Linked DNA regions of Homo sapiens: region 2 is linked to region 1. Evidence: chromatin loops called from intact Hi-C (ENCODE). Cell type or tissue: PC-9. All regions are shown on one strand. Each heading gives the region's core, and the rest is flanking DNA. Links, peaks and the distances in the headings are about the cores only.

What was found. Hi-C counts contacts between places; a loop is a spot of excess contacts. Peaks named below come from ENCODE experiments on the same cell type or tissue, not always from the same donor. Only the 100,000 strongest peaks of a DNase experiment are listed, where the experiment ranks them.
Region 2: a loop joins it to region 1, with 10 times the contacts of the local background. A loop is called at or near these places in 1 of 110 quality-filtered maps.

What each region holds. Positions count from the first base shown.
Region 1 is chr3:101,981,948-101,986,351 of GRCh38, forward strand. The region is part of intron 2 of RDUR (RIG-I dependent antiviral response regulator RNA); the gene reads left to right. Among named protein-coding and RNA genes, the nearest start is that of RDUR, 43 kb to the left of the region's middle. In PC-9, for the core only: no CTCF peak of the experiment used is centred there; a DNase peak (open chromatin) is centred at 2,694; H3K27ac peaks cover 634 bases.
Region 2 is chr3:102,161,694-102,166,097 of GRCh38, forward strand. LOC101929411 (a long non-coding RNA gene) reads left to right here and starts at 2,012. Exons shown (of 2, transcript NR_135549.1): 1 at 2,012-2,282; 2 at 2,981-3,178. In PC-9, for the core only: no CTCF peak of the experiment used is centred there; DNase peaks (open chromatin) are centred at 1,498, 1,808, 2,128 and 3,888; H3K4me3 peaks cover 538 bases; H3K27ac peaks cover 3,792 bases.

The DNA of each region.
Region 1 (4,404 bases), core at 316-4,315:
TTCCTGTGTCAGTTTTCTAAGGATGATATCCTCCAGTCCATCCATGTTCCTGCAAAGACATGATCTCATTCTTTTTTTTGGCTGCATAGTATTCCATGGTGTATATATACCACATTTCCTTTATCCAATCTGTCACTGATGAGCATTTAGGTTGATTCCATGTCTTTGCTATTGTGAACAGTGCTGCAATGAACATTCACGTGCATGTGAAAGACTATGTATTACGAGAATGATTTCTACAAGCTATTATACAATAAGATCTAGAACTTTTATGTGTTAATAAAAGGACCATTTTCTCAAAAAGCAAAGGCAGGAACAATAAAAATAGAATATAAATTTAAGAGAATTTAAAACTGAAGATAACTTAAACTATATTTCTCATAATTGCCCACATGGCTTTACTTCAGAGTGATGCTTGATTAATAAAACATAGTCCAGCAAGCAAGAACTAATTCTAAAATACTTTAGAATTACTTAAATACAAATACTGAATTTGTATTTCTTAAGTTCTGGAAGAAGATACACCGCTCAGAGCCACCCCTCTTACTGTTCTCTTTCATTTCTCATCCTCTTCTTTTGCACCTTGTGGTGCTTCTCTTTTCCAACGCTGGAGAACTTTTCCTGCGTCCTTTGTGTTGAATCTCCCTCACCATTTCCTTCTGATTCTGTATTACAAAAGACAGGGTGAGTCTGGCTATGGCAGAGAGATTCTCCGAGCGCAGGGTTGGCAGAAGCCAGGACCCCATGTAAATGGGAAAAGGCAGGAAAAATGCCAGGAACATTCCCACTTAAACAACATGTCCCTTTATACCTGGGAATCTCATCTCTGTGGCTACCTATAATCATCCAATGTATGTAAAAGTATGCCAGCATTTTAATTGGTTTTCTATCTTTATGTGTCACTGATGCAGTTTAAAAAAATTCTTATTTTAGGTTCAGGAGTACACATGAAGGTTTGTTATATAGGTAAATTCGTGTCACAGGGGTTTGCTGTACAGGTTATTTCATCACCCAGGTATTAAACCTAGTTCCCAATAGTTATTTTTTGTGCTTCTCTCCCTCCTCCCACCTTCCACCCTCAAGTAAACCCCAGTGTCTATTGTTTCCTTCTTTATGTCGATGAGTTCTTATCATTTAGCTCCCCACTTATAAGGTTTGTTATATTGCCCAGGGAAGGCAAGATACAAACTCACCTCTTCTCTGTAGTATGATTAACCTTGTTATAAGTTTATAAAATGCAACTCATGGGAAGGAAAGAATAAACAAACTGTTAATTGTTCCTGTTAGCTCAGACACACCTGAGCCTTGTCTGATTGTCCAAAGAGTTTAACACACTAGAGTTACACAGAGAATAATTTGTAATAAAATAATAAACATTGTTGCTATTAAGCATTGATTGGTTGTGTTAATAGTTTATAAAATGTTATAATTTCTCAGGTTACTTTTATTACTATGTATCATTGCACTAGAACCCAGTGTCAATATAATTAGGAGGTCTGGATTCAAATCCTAAATTCTGATTTTAATGAGCTTTGTGACCATCTAATTTTACCTTTCTTGGTCATGTTTCCTTACTTTAAGTCCAAAAATTAGAATCCACCATCTTAAGGTCCCTCTAAAATTTTATTATATTTTATATTCTCAAAGGACCTAGTGGTCCAATTGCCTAACCTGTGCATTGAGGTTAAGTTATCACAAATATTTTAGCAGGAAATCCTACGGACACAGGGTATAGTGAACAAGAGAGTAGAAATTCATCTTCCCTAATCCCATGTTCTCTAGTAAGATGTGCACTTTGCTTTGAGAAAGTTGCTCATCATATTCTTCCAGAAAGTCATGATAAATGCATATCTCAGAGGCTTAGTTCAAAGCTCTTCTCTGGAAGACGTCCTCCTATTAGCTTCCTTTGATATAGCAAATATCACAGTGGATGAGAAAAGGTTTCCCTCTTCTTCCAACCCATGGTACAAATCCATACACAATAGAATGTTGAAACCCAGAACTCTAGAGAAGATACAGAATCTGATAGGATTTAAGTTCCAGGCAAACTTGGGGGTGGGTTTGAAATAAAATGCCTCTGTATGAAACATGGCACCATGATTTCTTTCTAAGGCTGATGTGGCCCAATGGCTACAGATATTAGGTCAACCCAAATGGAATTGAGTAAGTGATCTCTTTATAAAGGTGGTGTATTGAAACATCCTCATATTACATTTATAATTTTATATTTGGATCCTTAAGTGGTTAACTGGGTAGGGGTTGTGGTGATGAGGAATACCATGGAAGGAACTGCAGAAAGTAGTAATGGGGCCAGTATGTGACCCCCAAGGTACATCTCCTCCTTTGGAAGAGACACTTCCAGGTCTTTGGTTAGGGATAGCAAAATGTTAGTTGCAATAAAAGCTGGAACGTGTTTGGTTTGGGGTTTGCCCTGGGCCATTCTGTGATCTCTCTAGAGCAGCCGTAAAGCTAGGAAATAGAGCCAGGTGGTAAGGACCCAGTGAGGTGAGTTCTAAGAGACAGAGAGAAAGAAGCAGAGGTAACCGGGCAAATAGAACAGTCAAGATGAGTCCAGAATGATAAGCCACACCTGCTGTGGTGACAGAAGAATGGGGAAATAAAAAGATCAGCCTGTTGGGTGGGACGCACATATTTTTCAATGAGTCAATAAAATGCTTTTCTTGGAGTGCAGGCTAGATATTATCTAGTTAGTAACTTACTTTTTAAACTTAAGCTGAGCTTCTTAACTCCACCTCTTCATACCTTTTGCTTTATTTATTCACTAGAATTTCCACACTTATATATGATCAGGAATGTGCTATTTACTATTAGAGTCTCTGGTCTCAAAGAATTTGCAATCACATATTAAACCAACCAGAACAAGGAGATTTATATACAAGTCAAGTGCTGCAATATTGTAGGGGAAGGAATTAGTAATAATCCTTAAAGACAGAGAGATATCAAGTAAGGAATACAAAAGAAAGTTAGAATAGCTGCCTTCCAAAAACCCTTCTAGTTCTTAACAGTATATAATTTTGCTTGTTTCTGTCTTTCCTTTTCAAGTCCCATTACCTCGTTTATTTATTAAGCAAACATTTAATATACGGCTTGCCATGTTTCAGGCATTACATATGCCTATTCATTTTATGTTCATAATAACCCTTTGTGGTAGGTGCTGTTACCTTCATTTTATCTGTGAGTAAATGACAGCACAGAGAAGTTAAGTTACTCTTAACAGCTGGTAAGTGGCTGAGCTGAGATTTGAACCAGAGACTATCTCCAGAGTCTGTGGTCTTAACCGTTTTATCATGTTGCATGGTTTTGAATCGAAATATATATTTGTTTACAGAAAAAGGTAAAATTTGAATGATGAACAAACACCTAATTCTTATTAATTTCCTCTTGGATAGAAAAAGAGTTCATTTTCTCTCTTTTTAAAAAAACAAGAGCCAATTTATTCTGAGTAGTTTTGGAACCTATATCATTTTAATTTTTCACTGTTCAGGAAATGAAAACACAGGATGAGATGAGGGAATGATTTAGGTGTCCTTTAGGATTTTTTCCAAAGTGCAAACTATACTTTTGTGGAGCCAAAAGGGGCCATTCTTGTGTACACTTGGGCTAAAGTGACTCTTAGATCCACTGTTCTCTAGGATATTCCAGTCTTTCCCTCACCAAACAACTACTGATGGGATGACATTTATGCATTCATACTATGCTAGTTGAGAGATGGGTATACGTGGGAATGTAGGCTTGGTACCTGCTATTAATGAGCTTATAATTTAATTGGGGAGACAACACACACACACACACACACACACACACACACACACACACACATACTTAATTAACCTTCACAATCACAATATAATTCAAGAACCGAAAGCTCCAGTGGGCAAACATTATGGCTGGGCTGTTTGGCTAGAAGAGTAGAAGGCATATTGAACATATACAGTTCTGCAGATTCTCTTGGCTGATCTGTCTCTAGAACCTTAACCTCTTCCACCCATTTGCTCTGCCTTAGCTGCTGCTGCTGCGCCTCATGACACAACCTCATGACAGGTCCATGAGTGTCTAGCACCTGAGACAGACCAGTTTCTTGCCTGGAGTCTCCGGCTTCTTCCACCACTTTGAGATTTGTATATTGTATCACACAGGCTACGCATGAGCTGTGGCTTCCGAAGCAGCTTCCCAAAGAGTCCAGAGAATACAATCTAGAAGTGTGGGAAAGTTGACTTTTGACAGAGAAAAACAGGAGCTAGAAAAATTTGGGCAGATAAGTATTGTCATCCCTTGGTATCCATGGGGGATTTGTTCCTGGACCTCCCTTGGATACCAAAATCCATGAATGCTCAATGCCCCAGTATAAAATGGCATAATATTAGCATATAACCTGTACACATC
Region 2 (4,404 bases), core at 153-4,152, 180 kb after region 1:
AAAAGCAAGAGGGATGAACTCTCAAAAAAAAAATAAAAATAAAAAACCCGTAGGCCCTCCTATGACTCAACCACTTGATTCACATTTTCACACGGAAATTTTGATGTTTCAATATTCTCTATTGGCTTAGTACTTTCATGTGTTCTGTCTTTATTCATAACTTACGGAAAGTATGGGGAATGAGAAACATGTTCCAAGGCAAAACGGGGAAGCCTTCAGCAAAATCCAGAATGTGATAAACTCTAGGGGTCAAATGACCTGGTTCCTTCAAGAAATAAGAGGAGGAGGCAGGGAATAGAATCCTGTTATATATATTGTGCCAGATGATTCTTTGTTGTTGGGGGCTGTCCTGGTGTTTTGGAGCTTTTAGCAGCATCCCGGCCCCTATGCACTACCTGCCATTGAAACTCTCCCCCTTTCTCCTCAACCAAGTTATGACAACGAAAAACATCTCCAGACATTGCTAAATGTCTTCTGGGAACAAAATTGCCCCAGTTGAGAACTAAGACTATAGATTTTTTTTTTTTAAAAAAGGAGATTTAAATGACGTAGCAAAAAATGCATCATGCCCACTAATTTGTATAAACCAACTGTAAGGAAGAATTATGAGATAATTGGAATTAGATGTATTTGAAAAGAGACCTATTCCTTTAGTGATATACAATGAATGGTATATTCTTGGTTAAAATGATATGCTGTCTTGTATTGCTTCAAAATAATACCTTTGAGGTTGGTGAGTAAATGGGTAGCTGTATAGATAACATGGGATTGACTATGTGTTGATAATAACTGAAACTAAGTGATGAGTACATAAGGTGGGTTCATCATGCTGCTCTCTAACTTTTGCATGTGTTTGAAATTTTCCATAACAAAATGTCTTAAAAATAATATTCAGTAAGTACCAGAATATTGTAATATTCAGTGACAACCAGAAGGAATAGCTAAAAAGAGATGAAAGTGTAGCTTCCGGGAGGGGTAGGGAGAGGAGAGGGGACTGCTTCTTTTTAAAACAAACCTTTTAGTACTACTTCACTATGAGGACTATGTGCATGGATTACTTCAAAGAACAACAAAAAAATAATTAAAATCCCCAAATAAGCAAACAAAACATTGGAGAGATGCCATTGATATGAATATTTTTCTTGTAAAAATGGAAGCTTAGTTATATAAAATTTCTACATATAGAAAGTAAGTTAAATGACACCATGAGGAAGCAACCAGCTGAGCCCAGATGTGGAACACTGGACACAGCACTTGACTTTCTTCTGAGGCTGGCCTGGCTATCTTCTTTTTCTTCTTTACCTTTTTTATTGAGCATGTTAAAGAGCCAGGGCCCTCTGAGGAAGAAGGATTATTTCTTGTCTTTCTTGTTGTATGTGGAAAGCAGGCAAGGGAGGGCTGTCCCCTGAGGCACAGCAGCCTCTTTCTAACCCAGTGAATGAACCACAGGGCAAACTAGAGTTTGTCTGCTTACCCAATCATCTCTTACTTAGGGAGTAAGAAGCCTTTTTGTTTGTTTTTCATATCTCTTGGTCTAAGCTGCATTTTCTAGTTCAGTTTTGATCAAAGCATTATACTGGGGGAGAAGGAAACATTTGTCAAGCTATTACTAAGGGGCTTATATTATCTCTTATTTTGCTATTAACTGTTGTTTGTGTGATACTTTGGCAGGGAGCCCAGAATGAACAGAGTAAATGGATTCTGATACCAAAACCCTATCCTGAACTCTAACAACTTTCACAGTTACAAGAAAAACAAACATATTTCTTTTGACCTACTATTCATAAACGTCATGTCAGATGCATAAATATTATGCCTCTGTGGTAACAATGAGGGGTATTCTGGCATTCCTAGGAGACAAATCAGCATAGTGGCCCAAGGCCAATGTGGGTGAACAGGCCACCAGGATAATGTAATTTGAAAGGTGCTCTAAAGGCACTTGCATTCTAAGGTTTGTTCACCAAGGTTCTAGGCTACCATGGTGCCTAAAGCCACCACTTTGAGAGTTAACCCTTTCTGTAAATGCATAATGTCTCCAGAAGCTTTCAGCTAAAATACCAATGTGTTATTTTGGAGAGAGAACACATGAACTCTGAGCATTCACAAATTGCCTAAGCATGAACCAGTTTATCAAGTCATTTAAGTTGAGAGAAAGGTCCTCAAGGAAGGAATTACAAAATTGTGCTTTTTATGGGACGTCGTGAGAAGGCTCAGGGAAGTTATGAGGGTAAGATTAGTGGAAGGAAGAAAAATCTGAAGACACTTGGGAAGGCGTGCCCAGGGTAGGTAGAATCCTGGCCAGAGACGGGATAGCAGAAGGACTCAGAGTCTGGAGCAACTCTGTCCATTAGCACTTCCTGCAATGATGAAAATGTTCTATAGCTGGGCTGTTCAATATAGTAGTTATTAGCCACATGTGACTATAGAGGACTTGAAATGTGGCTGGTGTGACTGAGGAACTGGAACTTTAAATTTTATTTAATTTTAATTAATATAAATTAAAATGTCAATAGCCAAATGTGGCTAATGGCTCCATTATTGGATAGTACAGGTCTAGATGAAGGATATGGGGATGGGGGGTGGGGGAAAATCATAGATAGGCAATGTGGAATAGAATTAAAGATACATTTTGCTTAATTCACACTTTATATGGTACCACTTTTCATTTCTAGGCAATAGATTTACAAATTACAGGTTATATTATATTTAGCAAATTAACCTATATTATGAAATAGCTGTACAGATTAAATAGACGGATGAGAGTATAGCCATATTAATTAGATTTGCCATGTCCTACATGATCTTATTTTACTCATATGCATGCTGTCCTATGAAGGAAAAGAAAACATTGACTCAAAAGTGTTAAAAAGGGTATCCTTTGTTTAATGTTCAAGAAAGGCTGCAATTACTTTTCATAATATACAATTGCAAGTTTTGTTATTTTTTCTTTCTGAATAATGATTATTTTTCTCCATTGCAGAGCAAGGCAAGGGTCACAGTCACATTCACAGAACCTCATTAGGGTGGATCCACAGGACATACTTCCCACTGCTCGCAGAAGTATTACCACCCTTTGGAATAATCAATCAATCAAACCAACTCAACAATCTTTCTTTTAATGCTAGTGGCACATATTGACATAAAAATAAAATTTTGCTTCCTGGTGGAACATGAATAATAAAAGTATTTTTAAAGTTGTTTTAATCAAGGCTTCACTATTTAGAAAGTATTAATAAACTGGCACCAGAAAATTTCCCAAAACCACTAGCTAGTTGTTAGTGGCCACAGAACCTAGAGGAGAATAAAAATAATCTCTAGGCCCGGCCCGGTGGCTCACGCCTGTAATCTCAGCACTTTGGAAGGCCAAGGCGGGCGGATCACAGGTCAGGATATCGAGACCATCCTGGCTAACACGGTGAAACCCCGTCTCTACTAAAAATACAAAAAATTAGCAGGCGTGGTGGCGGGCGCCTGTAGTCCCAGCTACTTGGGAGGCTGAGGCAGGAGAATGGCGTGAACCAGGGAGGCGGAGCTTGCAGTGAGCCGAGATCGCGCCACTGCCCTCCAGCCTGGATGACAGAGCGAGACTCCGTCTCAAAAAAAAAAAAAAAAAAAAAAAAAAAAAATCTCTAAACACAACTGAAGCCAGAGAAATCTTTTTGTTTTTGTTCTGGAGGAGACAGCATCCCCTTTGACATATTTGGAAGGTTCTCCTAATTAATGTGGCAGTACATAGGTGTCATTGCTGAGTCAGATGGTTACTCTAGATGTAGAATTTTGTCAAATCTTCATTTCATGCCATGTGAAAATCCAAATGCCACCACTTCAAGATTTTCTGTTACCAGAGTCCTTACATTCTTGTGGTCACCTATGACTCTAAAATGCTCTTTCCTCTGAATTAATTGGCTTGAATCATGAATCTATTGCCGTCTGTAGTTTGTGTTTTTGCTCTGCCAAACCAACTATGAACTTCCTTTCCACAGATTTCTGCCATCACCAAGTGTGTGCATCAGAATTGCATATTTTATTTATGTATAAAGTATAACCTAGGACTTGGCAGGGGTGGAGGATCCTGTTTCATGACGGTAAAATGGGGGGAGACCCACGACCTGATAATACCCATTAGGGAGGGGGGTAGAAAATACTTATATTTAAGTATTAGTTAAAATTTTTTGTTTGTTTTTTGGAGCTGCTCTATATGATATTTTTTAAAAATTTCACTTTCCAATATAGTTTATTATTAGTGTATGGAAATACCATTGATATTTAAATGTTGACCTTGTAGGTTGAGGTCTTGGTAAATTTACTTATTAGTTTTAAGACTGTACCCCCAGCTCCACTTTTTAAGAAAAGTTCCTTCAGATTTTCTATGTAATCATTTCATTTGCGAATAGAAACAGTTTT